Regions from separate parts of the Homo sapiens genome. Here all the other regions are linked to region 3. Evidence: chromatin contacts called from ENCODE Hi-C or POLR2A ChIA-PET data. All regions are on one chromosome and are shown on one strand. Each heading gives the region's core, a stretch centred on a gene start or an enhancer-like site at or near the end of the contact. The rest is flanking DNA. Distances are from core to core; before and after follow the strand shown.

Region 1 (3,941 bases), core at 776-3,275, 3.0 Mb before region 3:
GGGTATGGTAAATATTATTTGGTGACGGCCTTGTTAACAGTCTTGTCTTCTGTTTCAGAACACCAGCTAATGAAAGAGTTAAGCGTGAAGTGCTTCATGCACAGAGCAACAGATGCTCAACAAATCAGTGATGAAATCCAAGGATGGTAATTTCCTTTTTCTAATTAGCCATGAGAGCTTCAAGCTCCCAATGGGGTAGTTACCAGAATTTGAAAAGTTAGACAGTCATTTACCTTCTTCTGAGTTAATTTACATAAGCGGCTGGAGTGACCTGAGCTGGGACCCTGCCAGTCATACTGCCCAAAGATAATTAAAAGCCCTGGCTAGGGTCAAGGGACCTGGATAGTAATCTTGGCTTCACCACTGTCTGACAAACCTTGGAAACTCGCTTTCCATCTACTCATTCACTTAGTAAATATTAATTAGGTCCAATTATGTGCCAAGCACGGTGTTAGGGGATGGAAATATAAGAGCAAGACCCAAGTCTCTCAATTCCTGGAATTCACATTCCACCGGAAAGGTGGGGACCGGAGTACAGCCTACATCACCTACAGGTTCAGTCTCCCTATCTCTAAAATGTTAGGACAACCTCTGGGTTCAATTCGAATGTTTAGGCCCTGTTAATTTAGCATTTGATCACAGCTCAGAATATAGCAAAAGTCTCCCACTACCTCTGGCTTTCCCTTACAAAGGCGGGTATTACAAAAAGACTCGGTAGAAGTATTTTCTATAGTCTATCTTGCCCCGGAATGCAGGTCACGACTTTCTCCACCGCTTTTGACCTCTGGCTAGCATTCACACCTATTCTCAAAGGGCCCTAAGTGATACTGCATTTGGTATTCTGAGAAAGCTTGTTTATAAAAGCCTAAAAGGCTTCCTTGCTTTCCCCCAAGCCAGATATTTGCCAAATGGCATAGGTCAGAGGTGCAAAGTTGGTTTTGTCTTAGCAAGGCAAGAGAATCCACTAGCGGACTCACCCTTACCGGTGAGTCCAAGGAAATGCATAGAAAAGACACAGTGGTAAAACTAGCTGGGCACCTGTAATCCCTGCCCAAGGCAAGGCTGAGGAAGGGGGATCACTTGGGCCCTGGAGGTCGAGGTCGCAGTGGGACATGATGGCGCCACTGCACTCAGCCTGGAAGGCAGAGCAAGACCTTGCCTCAAAAAGAAAAAGAAAAAAAAAAAAAGGAAAAGACGCGGCGGTTCCACGAGTGGTGGCTAGGACCCATAATCCCAACACTTTAGGAGGTCGAGGCGGGAAACAGCTTGAGGCCAGTAGTTCGACACCAGACTGGGCAACTGTGGTGAGACCCTCGCCTTAAAAAAAAAGAAAGAAAGAAAGAAAGAAAATTAGCCGGGTGCGGTGGTGCACACCTGTGGTTTCCAGTTACTCTGGAGGTTGAGGCGGGAGGATCGCTTGAGCCCGGGAAGTCAAGGCTGCAGTGAGCTATGGACTGCGCCACTACACTCTAGCTTCGGAGACAGGTAAGACCCCCATCTCTAAAAAGATAAAAGAAAAGAGGCAGTAGTGAATGCAAGCAGGGATGGTAGCCCATGACCAGCAGAGGCCAAACAGACTTTAAGGCAGCATTCCGTTCTCCACACCCATGCCGGAAGCTTTCCTGCCACGCAAGCTTTCCGAGCATGCTAACTCGCCCCAAGCAGCTCCCATCCCGCAGCATCCACTGCAGCCGCTGAGGAGAGTGGCGCAGCGCAGAAACCAGTGCCCAGTGCCCAGGTGGGGGAAGCGGTCCGTGGGAGTCACGTGGGCGGGAGGCCCAGCCAGGATCCCAGGACTGCTCAGGCCTCCGCGCCCCCGGCCTCGCCCCGCCCGCGCGCGCTCGCGCGCCGAGGGCCACGCCCGTGACGTCGGCGGAGCGCGGTAGGGGGCGGGGCGCGGGCCGGAGTGGGCGGGGCGAGCAGGCGCGACTGAATCGGGCGCCGCAAAGAGCCGCGCATTCCAGTGAGTCCACGTGACGCGGCCGCGAGGCCTGAGGTAAACAACCGCGGCCCCGCCTCCCGGGCCTCCGCGCGCACCGCGCTCCTCCTCGCCGGCGGGACGCGCTCCAACGGGGCGGGCGGCTTCCTCCGTGAGTCCCCAGCGGCCGCCGCGGGCCGAAGCAGCTGCAGCGGGCGCGGCGCCCCGGGTCTGCGGGCCGAGCGCACCGGCAGGGGTCGAGCTCGCGTCCCGTCCCCGCCCCCCTGCGCTGTGGCGCAGCAGGAATTTGGCCGGGACCCGGGCGCTATTCGCGGCTGCTGACTCGCGGCGGCCGGCTGCCTTTCGCTCATCTCTATTCTGGGGCCGTTGGGTCACCGCGCTCCGCCGGCCCCCTCCCCCGGGCCCGGAGGGTGTGTCCCCCGCTCCGGGGCTCGCCGCGCCTATAAGGGGCCGAGCGGCGGGCAGGGACATGCAGCTCTACAGCAGCGTCTGCACCCACTACCCCGCCGGGGCCCCGGGTCCCACGGCCGCCGCCCCCGCGCCACCCGCCGCCGCTACCCCCTTCAAGGTCTCGCTGCAGCCCCCGGGAGCCGCCGGCGCCGCGCCCGAGCCCGAGACCGGTGAGTGCCAGCCCGCCGCGGCCGCCGAGCACCGGGAAGCCGCCGCTGTCCCCGCCGCCAAGATGCCCGCCTTCTCCTCCTGCTTCGAGGTGGTGTCCGGGGCCGCCGCGCCCGCCTCCGCCGCCGCCGGCCCGCCCGGCGCGTCCTGCAAGCCGCCGCTGCCGCCGCACTACACGTCCACCGCACAGATCACCGTGCGGGCCCTGGGCGCCGACAGGCTCCTGCTGCACGGGCCCGATCCCGTTCCCGGCGCCGCGGGCTCCGCCGCTGCCCCGCGCGGCCGCTGCCTCCTGCTCGCCCCGGCGCCCGCAGCCCCGGTCCCGCCGCGGCGGGGCTCCTCGGCCTGGCTCCTGGAGGAGCTGCTGCGGCCCGACTGCCCCGAGCCCGCGGGCTTGGACGCGACACGGGAGGGGCCCGATCGGAACTTCCGACTGAGCGAGCACCGCCAGGCCCTGGCCGCCGCCAAGCACCGAGGCCCCGCGGCGACCCCGGGGAGCCCCGATCCCGGCCCCGGTCCGTGGGGCGAAGAGCACTTGGCGGAGAGGGGCCCCAGGGGCTGGGAGAGGGGCGGCGATCGCTGCGACGCGCCCGGTGGGGACGCGGCGCGGAGGCCCGACCCAGAGGCCGAGGCACCCCCCGCCGGGAGCATCGAGGCCGCCCCGAGTAGTGCGGCGGAGCCGGTGATCGTCTCCAGGTCGGATCCCAGAGACGAGAAGCTGGCCCTATACCTGGCCGAGGTGGAGAAGCAGGACAAGTATCTGCGGCAGAGGAATAAGTACCGATTCCACATCATTCCAGACGGCAACTGCCTCTACCGAGCTGTCAGCAAGACGGTGTATGGGGACCAGAGCCTGCACCGGGAGTTGAGGGAGCAGACGGTGCACTACATCGCCGACCATCTCGACCACTTCAGCCCCCTGATTGAGGGCGACGTGGGGGAGTTTATCATCGCTGCTGCCCAAGACGGGGCATGGGCCGGGTACCCGGAGTTGCTGGCCATGGGGCAGATGCTGAATGTGAATATCCATTTAACTACTGGAGGGAGGCTGGAGAGTCCCACGGTGTCTACCATGATTCATTATTTGGGCCCAGAGGATTCCCTGAGGCCTAGTATTTGGCTCAGTTGGCTCAGTAACGGACACTATGATGCTGTATTTGATCACTCCTATCCTAACCCAGAGTACGACAACTGGTGCAAACAAACTCAAGTGCAAAGGAAACGCGACGAAGAACTTGCCAAATCTATGGCCATATCCTTGTCTAAAATGTATATTGAACAAAATGCATGCTCTTGAAATGTCTCAAAACCTTACACCCTGGGAATAATTGCATATATAACTTGTGTTTGGAGAATCACATGAACTTTAATCAGGGTAATAGCA
Region 2 (4,135 bases), core at 1,345-3,844, 2.1 Mb after region 3:
CTGTAAAGGAGAGCAGATCAGACTTTTGATAATGTGGTTTTATTTAGAGACAGTGTCTCACTGTCACCCAGACTGGAGTGCAGTGGCAAGATCTTGGCTCACCACAACCTCCGCCTCCCAGGCCCAAGTGATTCTCCTGCCTCAGTCTCCCGAATAACTGGGATTACAGGCGCACACCACCACACCTGGCTAACTTTTATATTTTTAGTACAGATGGGGTTTCAAAATGTTGGCCAGGCTAGTCTCAAACTCCAGACCTCAAAATGATCCACCTGACTTGGCCTCCCAAGGTGCTGGGATTACAGGCATGACCCACTGCATCCGGCCTATTTACTTTTTGAGACAGGGTCTCCCTCTGTCGTCCAGGCTGGAGTGCACTGGTGTGATCATGACTCACTGCAGTCTCGAACTCCTGGACTAAAGTGATTGTTCAGCTTCAGCCTCTGGGAGTAGCTAGGAATACAGGCATGCATCACCATGCCTGGCTACTTTTGAGCAAATGGTTTATACCAATTTCAGCAGACATCTAGTTATCAAACAAATTAGTAGTAATTTTGCTGCCAGTTTTCAAAGTTTCTATGAAATGTTATTTGTTGTACTCCTCTGATGTTTGTCTTCAATGGATTCACTACAAATATGTCAGAAATTACATGTTAAGATGCTACCGAATTTTTTTGTTTTCATAATTTCAGTCACTGTCAATTTTTTTTTTTAGTTACTGGTAGTTTAAGAGAGCATTAAATAGGCTTTTTATTGGTCTGCACATCTCCACAAACAGCAATAAGCTCTACATCTGGCAGATGGATGTGACAAATAAGATTATGTAATTAAAATTTTTTTTCCAACCAGTTGTGATTTCAGAGCCTTTCTCCCTACATCATTCCATCTCTCCATTCTATTAGGTCTAGCAATAACGTAACTTCTTGGATACCAAGTAAATCAGTTACTTTTTATTTTTTGGAGGGGGTTGTTTCTTCTGACTTGTTTACTATTTGCCTCTTCTGTGTTAATCACCTAATTATGTTTACCACAATTCTTTTCATTAAACTATGTTGCCTTACAAATAGTGCAAAAAAAAAAAAAAAAGTCAACCAATCACCCGAATACCACCACTCTCAACTAACGGTTGTTTGGTATACTTCACGTTTCTTCTCTCAATGTACCTGCAGCAGTACATAAAATCAAATTTGTAGCAATTTCACTTAACACACCTGAGAACTTTCACATGAATTTTCTTTCACCAATGGACTTCAGCGAGGAAGAAACAGAGGAGGGAAAAGTGAGAGATAAAGAGAGGGTGGGCAGGGCACCGCTGGGTATGGAAAACGTTAGAAAGGGATGGAAAACGTTAGAAAGGGGTGAAAAGCCGAGCGCAGTGGCTCACGCCTGTAATCCCAGCACTTTGGGAGGCCGAGGCGGGAGGATCGCTTCAGGCCAGGGGTTCGAGACCAGCCTGGGTAACACAGCGAGACCCTATCTCCGGAAAAACTTTTTTTAAAAAATTAGCCGGGTGTGGTGGTGCATGCCCGTGGTGCCAGCTACTTAGAGGGCTGAGGTGGGATGACCCGTAAGCCCCGGAGGTCGAGGCTGCAGTGAGCCGTGATCGCGTCACTGCACTCAGACTGGACGACAGCGCGAGACCTGTCTCAAAAAAAAATAACAAGGGGTAGGGTGGGGCAGTGAGATGGTTCAGCGTTGTTCCCAAGGAACTCATCTCCCTAAATTTCCAGTCTCAAGCGCCGCTTTCATTCCCTGCCCCGAGCGGCGCTCCCCGCTCCGTGCACGCATCTCCGCTGAGGGCCGCCCTGACGCACGGCCTTCTGCCTTGAACACAGAACCCCTCAGCCCTTCCTATTAGCCGTTTCTGGCCGGGACTGCACGCGCTCCTTCCTGCCTCGGGGCGCAGGGTGAGACTTACGTCTAAAGGGCGCCCGGCGAGCTCGCAGCAGCCCCTGCCCCGCGGAGGGCCGGTGGCGCGCGGCGTCCGGTGAGGGGCAGCGGCCCGGGCTCGGTTCCGGCTTCCAGCAGCGGCCCGAAGGCGCCGGAGCACGCTCCCCGCTCCCCAGAACGCAGCTTCCGCGGCTGCAGCCCAGGCAGCTCTTCGGGAAGCGTCCGCCCGTGGTCTCGCCAGGGGGTTTCCGACCTCCCCGCCCGACAGCGCAGGGGCGGGGGCCGCGGCCGGAGAGCTCGCCCGAGAGCACCCCCTCCCGCTGCGCCTCTGGGCGCACGCGCAGCCGCTGCAGCCTCCCTTATTTAGTCCGCGATGGCTTCCCTCGCGCCCCACCGTCCTCTTCCGGAAGGCGGCTCCCTCCCTGCGCAGCCCGGAGCCCCTGAGATCAGCCTCGAGCAGGCGCCCGAGCGAGACTATCCCTAAACGGGAACGGCGGTGGCCGACTCGCGAGTGAGGAAAAGAAGGAAAGGGCAGACTGGTCGCGAAGAGAAGATCCAGGCCTCAGAGGAGGAGAAAGGCCGGAGCCAGCCGAGGTTTGCCGAGGGCGGTGTTCCGGACCCGCGCGGTGCGGGGAGGAAGGCCGAGGGTGGGAGAGGAGGGGCCCGGCGGAAACTGCCGAGGTTTCCCGAAGGCGGCAGCGTCCGAGTTGCCCGGATGTAGTTGGTGGAGCGGCAGCGGCGGCACCAGCGGCGGCGGCGGCGGCGGGAGGAGGAGGAGGAGAAGAAGGACCAGGCGGCGGCAGCAGCGGCGGCGGCGGGGGGAGGAGGGGAGGAGGCGGCGGAGCAGGAGGAGGAGAAGGCGGAGGAGGCAGTCGCTCTCCGCGGGGCTGAGCCGGACGCGTCGTCTTGCCCCCCTCCCCCCGGTTCGCGGTGCCGCCGTGTAGTTGGCGCCGCTGCCCCGGCTGAGAGTGAGCGTGGTGTCGACGGAGGGAGATGGCCCGGGAGCGCCGGCGCCAGTAACTGGGAGCTGATGAGAGTCGCCGAGGGCGCGCCGGGCCCAGGTGCCGGGGCTGCCCGCCGCCCGCCGCCGCCGCCGCCTGCGCGCCCGCCCGCCTTTCGCGGCCGCTCTCCCCCCTCCCCGACACACACTCACAGGCCGGGCATTGATGGTAATGTATGCGAGGAAACAGCAGAGACTCAGTGATGGGTAAATTGTCTTTTCGTTTCGGGCCGGGCGGCGGCGGGGGGCGGCGGCGGGGGGGCTGTTCCTCCTTATCTGGAGCTGGCCGGGCCGCCATTTTTGTTGTTAACCCTGATCCGGATCGGGTTGGGGAGGAGGAGCGGCCGCGCGGGCGGGCGGGCGGGAACGCAGTGTGGCGGGGAGCGGGGGCCCGGCTTCGCGGCATTTCGCCCTCTCCGGCCCTTCCGGAGGCTCCGGGTTTGTGCCGTGTGCGTGCGGGGCTCGGCGCTGGGGCGCTCGGTAGGTCTCCCGCGGGGAGGGGCGGCGGGGGCCCCGTTTTCTTCCTCCCCGGCCCCCCACCCGCGCCGTGTCTTATGTCGCTGCCTTCTCTTCCTGTTTTTCAGCTGTCACGACCGGAGGGGGGACTCGCAGCCTTACCAGGTACCAGCCGAGGCCGGGGTGGAGGGATTGGAAGGGGCCGGAGGGGGAAGGGAGGGACTGCTACTCGAGCGCAGGCCTCAGAAGTCGATACAGGCCCTTCGGTGCAACACATCTGAAACTAGCACCGCGGATCCCCTTAAAATTCCAGGTTTGGTTCCTTTAGCGCTCTCCAGCAAGGTTTAGTGACTTATTTTGACAGGTGACTGGAGGGAGTTCGCTGATTTAGGAAAAAAGAATCATTTGCAGCCAGAAAGACCTGACTCGATTATTTGATTATTTGCGAGTGAAGGAATCGATGGGATGAGATGATAGGTGACTTACGAGGCTTATTTATTTATTTATTGTGTTGGGGGAACTGAAAAGTTAATGTAAAGGTATTAAAATTAAGTGAAGAACTTGGGTAAATAGCTAAATGACTTACAACTTTCAAGTCGGTTATAAAGTACTACCCTTTCCCCTTTTAATATTTTTGGTATACTTAATTGCCTTACAAGTAAAAGATATGTGTGCTTTTGTTTCTGTAAGAATTGAGGTCTTTGGGTACTTGGATAATCATTCTGATGTAGGTGGTTCTAGGTAGGTGGGTTCCTTTTTGTTACTGCAGTCATTGTGTGTGAAGTTCTA
Region 3 (4,271 bases), core at 1,340-3,839:
ACCCAGCTAATTTTTTCCCCCATTTTTGTAGAGATAGGGTCTTGCTATGTTGTCCAGGCTAGTTTTGAACTCATGGCCTCAAGTGATCCTACCACCTTGGCCTCCTAAAGCACTGATATTACAGGCATGAGCAACTGTGCCAAGCTTTGGTTTTATTTTGAAAACTGTATCTTGATTCCAAACTCTTCTCACCATATCTACTGTTAGAATACTAATAAAGCTACTATCATTTTTCATCTGGACTCTGACCATAGTCTACTGAGGAATCTCTCTTCTCTTGCTTCAATCAATTGATTTTCTGAACAATCACCAACTGGCAGGATGGCTTATCGCTTAAGTCAAATCATGCACTCAGTTGCTAAATACATTCCAATAGTCCCCCATTGCAATTAGAATAAAACCTAAAGTCCTCAATGCTGGCTACAAGGTCCTGCTTGTTCTGGTTCCTGCTTACCTCTCTGTCCCCATCCACTATTGCTGCCCTACTCTTTCAGAACATTCCAGGCACACTGGCCTGCCTTCTTTTGAACTTTCTATGTTCCTATCTCAGCCCCTCTTCTTGTTCTTCCTTCTCTTGGAATCCTTTCCCAAGTTTCTGAATGGCTGCCCCTTCTCATTACTTTGTAAAGAGGTGATCCTTGACCACTTTCCCTGCCCCAAGAAAGTCACTCTCATTGTTTGATTTTATATTTTATGTAGCACTTACAACTCTGCTCAGAACCTTCCACTGGCTTTCCATCTCACTCACATCAAATTCTCTTCCACAGCTCCCAAATAGCACACAATCTGGGCACCATTTCCTTTTGATCCCATCTCATGTCTGTCCCTCCCATCTCACTCTGCTCAGCCGTACTAATTTCCTTGGTGTTTTTCCAATATCTTAAGTGCTCTCCTAACTCAGGGTCTTTGAATGTGCTGTTCCTTTTGCCTGGAATATTCCCATCTAAAAACCCAGTGTGGATTAATCTCTCATGCCATTTAGATCTAGCTCAAGTGTCACTTATCAGACAGAAATACCAGTTTCAGGTGTTTCTGTCTATTGGGAGACTGCCTTTCCCTGGTGCTATATTAAAAAAAATTAGGATAAATAAATAATAAATAAATAAATGAAAAATACATTTTCTCTTCCTTATGATTTTATTAATAACAGTTTCTTTTCTCTGGCTTACTTTATTATAAAAATACAGTATTTAATATATATAAAATAATATGAGTTAATCGACTATGTTATCAGTAAGGCTGATAACAACTGCTTGATCATCACCTGATGGTCACCTGACATTCCTGGTAGGGGGTGGGAGGAGCCCTCTCCTGCCCTGCTCATGCCTGACTAGCTACCTACTGTAACAGAACAATGCCAGATTTCAGGAGTACCAAACTGCTGCACAATTGAAAATCCATGTATGTCTTTTGACTCCCCCAAAACTTAACCACGAATAGCCTACTGTTGACCAGAAGCCTTACTGATAATATTAAACAGTCAATTAACACATATTATGTTATATGTATTTAGATAAATACTGTATTTTTACAATAAAGAAAGCTAGAGAAAAGAAACTGTTATTAAGAAAATCATGAGGAGAAAATATATTTTCTATTTATTTATCGTTTATTTACCCTAATTAATACAGCAACCCCATCCCCATGCCCATCACTCTCTATCCCTCACCTTTTAACTTCCTTCAAAACTAGTTACATTCCTTGACATGTTAAATATTAATTTGTTTATTGTCTGCTTTCTACCAACTAGAATGCACCATGCATGAGAGCAGAAATTGTTTCCTCTAACTATTTTCATTGTTCTTAGAAGTGTTGGTGCTTACGAATAGTTTCTCATTAAATAAATGACAGAACTATTTGAAATTGCCTAATTAACACATGCACCTAATTTCTGTCTTTATGTCTTCACCACCTTCCCTGACATATAAGCCTTTGAAGACACAGCTGTAGAGGAGAAGGGGAGGGTTATTCAACCGCATTTACAAATCATAACTGATTTTAACTTCTGTATTTTCAGACCTCCCCAGCGACTTTCTCTCAGGAAACTCCACTCCCAACTGACAGGTGCTATTTCCAGCCAGTCCTATGCTGTTGCAAATAGTGAGTCCATGAATGCCCTCTGCCGTGTGCATTACTTATTTTCATCAGCAGATCTTCGTAACACACTCCTGGAAGTGGGATGACGGGGTCAAAAGGCGAATCCATACATAAGTTAAATAGATATTGCTCAATTCTCTTCCACGGGGTTCAGACCATTTTGGATTTCTACGAGCAATGAAGACAGTGCTATTCCTCTACACCCTGGCCGGCCAACTGAGCGTGGTTAAACGTGGGGAGGGAGGAGGGTGAGGTTACCAACCTGATGGTTGAGAAAGGGCCTCCGCCCAGCGCGCCCTTCCTCCACCCCCACCCGAGAGACAGCTGAACTCCGGCCGGGACGCGCGTGTTGCCAGTCCAGCCCTGCACCGCGTCCCCTGAGGGCGGGCTGCAGGCGGCCGGGAAGCCTTGCACAACCGGCCCAAAAGAGGAAGCCCAGAAAGTGCTGAAGTAAACACTTTGGGAGACCGTTGCAACATAAAGCGGCCTCTCAGTCTTTGGTGGAACCATCACTAGGCCCCAATCCCTTAGTCCCTCTTGCGTCGAGGCTGCAAAATGGTTCCATTCGCCAGGAGACGCTCCTGAGAGAAGGGCGCGCGCGGCACAGGTAGGGGGAGGCGCAACGTTTCCCAGAATTAAAATAAAATAAAATAAAATAAAATAAAAATCCCTTCAAGGTGGTTGTGTAGTAGGGGTGGGATGGGGGAGAGAAAATCAGGCGCAGACTCGATGAGTTGGAGAAAGCAGCCCCTAACTCGGAGTCCTTTACGCATATGTTTGTCTGTCCCACTGTCTCTAACCAGGGGCCTTCCTTGCACCTCGGAGCAAAGCAGCTCGGATAGCGCCACACGTCTGCGCGCTGCGTGGGAAGGGCAGGGCTGACAGCACTTCCTCCCCGGGGCAGCGACCTGGAGCCCGGGTGCGGCAGTCTGCACCGCGCGTCGCTTTCCCGGCCGGAGTCTCGCCGCCTTCCCGCGCCCCGCAGCGCCCCGCAGAGCAGTCGAGGTAAGTGGCGCTCCCAGTCCCGGGAGCCCTGGGAGCGCCAGCACGGGCCCCTCGGGGCTGTCAGGAACCCGTTTGTCAAGCCCGTCGGGTCCGACGCCGGGGGCAGCTCCAGGATCTGGCCTCGTGAACGCGTGCCCCCAGGCGTGGCCCTCGAGCGCAGCGGGTCCCCAGGGTCCCCTCCGCTGATCTCCACTCTGGACCCGGCTCGCGAGGGTGGGGGTGTGAGGGTTTGGGGTTCGGGTTTGCTTTTTCCCGAGCTATTGCAACAGATTTGACAGATTTCCTGCCCAGGAAATTGCTGCAAGGTCAAACGGGGAACTGCTATGAACCCTTGCACGTCCAGCAGGTCAGCAGGTCAGCAGGTCAGCAGGTCCGGGAGCCCCAGTCTCCCGGAACCTGGAGGGATTCTTGAGGGGCCAAGATTAGATGTGGATTAAATGCCAGCCGTGTGAGAATTTGAGTGTGGCTCGCAGTCTGATGCATCTTAGAGTGTTTCCTTCCTCTAAAACTTTTGGACAACTCTTTCCTCTTTTTAAAAATAACTTTTTCCCCCGAATATTCTCATTTTCATTTTAAAATACCATAAAGATAGATTTGGACACCAGGCACAAGTTTCATAATTTGGCTTGAAATGAATATCCAGAGGGCCTTTTACAGAATGGAGGAAACTAACTAGGGTGTCCTAATGTCTCCAAGAACCTCTGCGCAGGTGTTCCACCAAAGACCTAGCCCGGTGTACCTCTTACTTTCCTGCTAAGGTATTTCTTAGTTCATACCCCTGTGGAACGTGAAATGTGTTTCCTAGACACTCAGGGCATAGCGGTTCAAAAGAACTTTTAATGTGATCCTTGACGAGACGGAGTACTAGAGGAAAGTAACAAAAGAAAAGGGCCCGTGAGTTTATTATGCCCCCAGATGTTTTTTTCTGGTGGCATAACGTGGTTTAAACAAAGGTGCCGGTACTAGCTACTATTCATTTTAAAATCTGGGTCTCCAGAGAGAAATTTCAGAAAGGAAAACTTTGTCCTTTTTCATAAACCTAGAGCAGCGATTTTCCCTCTGGCCTCACTGGAATAATGGGTGGCACATGGGCCAGGACGATGATGCTGGCTGGCGAAATTAGCAAGGATCTGCTGAGAAATACTTTATAAAGTCTTCTAGTGGTATTT

The links. A loop is a pair of places that touch in the nucleus more often than their neighbours do. ChIA-PET counts read pairs that join two places held with the same protein, here RNA polymerase II (POLR2A). Pooled maps may share reads with other maps.
Region 1: a map with no recorded cell type shows a loop between it and region 3 (4-fold over the local background). The contact joins the promoter of OTUD1 here to the promoter of APBB1IP in region 3. A Hi-C loop is called at or near these places in 1 of 37 single-sample maps with no recorded cell type and 6 of 50 pooled maps. POLR2A ChIA-PET finds 5 or more read pairs at or near these places in 1 of 52 experiments (T-cell).
Region 2: a loop to region 3 is called in a pooled map, with 6 times the contacts of the local background. The contact joins the promoter of WAC here to the promoter of APBB1IP in region 3. A Hi-C loop is called at or near these places in 1 of 37 single-sample maps with no recorded cell type and 10 of 50 pooled maps. POLR2A ChIA-PET finds 5 or more read pairs at or near these places in 1 of 52 experiments (B cell).

Annotation. Positions count from the first base shown.
Region 1 is chr10:23,437,050-23,440,990 of GRCh38, forward strand. It overlaps OTUD1 (OTU deubiquitinase 1), which reads left to right and starts at 2,026. Exons shown (of 1, transcript NM_001145373.3): 1 at 2,026-3,941. The coding sequence starts at 2,409. The coding sequence ends at 3,854. RefSeq lists silencers at 1,755-2,344, 2,395-2,734, 2,875-3,244.
Region 2 is chr10:28,530,524-28,534,658 of GRCh38, forward strand. WAC (WW domain containing adaptor with coiled-coil) reads left to right here and starts at 2,595. Exons shown (of 14, transcript NM_016628.5): 1 at 2,595-3,097; 2 at 3,475-3,511. The coding sequence starts at 3,057. It overlaps WAC-AS1 (WAC antisense RNA 1), which reads right to left and starts at 1,831. Exons shown (of 3, transcript NR_033805.1): 1 at 1,212-1,831. RefSeq lists silencers at 1,849-2,268, 2,639-2,788, 2,999-3,078, 3,229-3,338, 3,349-3,598 and enhancers at 1,995-2,678, 2,299-2,488.
Region 3 is chr10:26,435,752-26,440,022 of GRCh38, forward strand. It overlaps APBB1IP (amyloid beta precursor protein binding family B member 1 interacting protein), which reads left to right and starts at 2,590. Exons shown (of 15, transcript NM_019043.4): 1 at 2,590-2,704; 2 at 2,901-3,102. RefSeq lists enhancers at 1,907-2,436, 2,154-2,283, 2,844-2,923.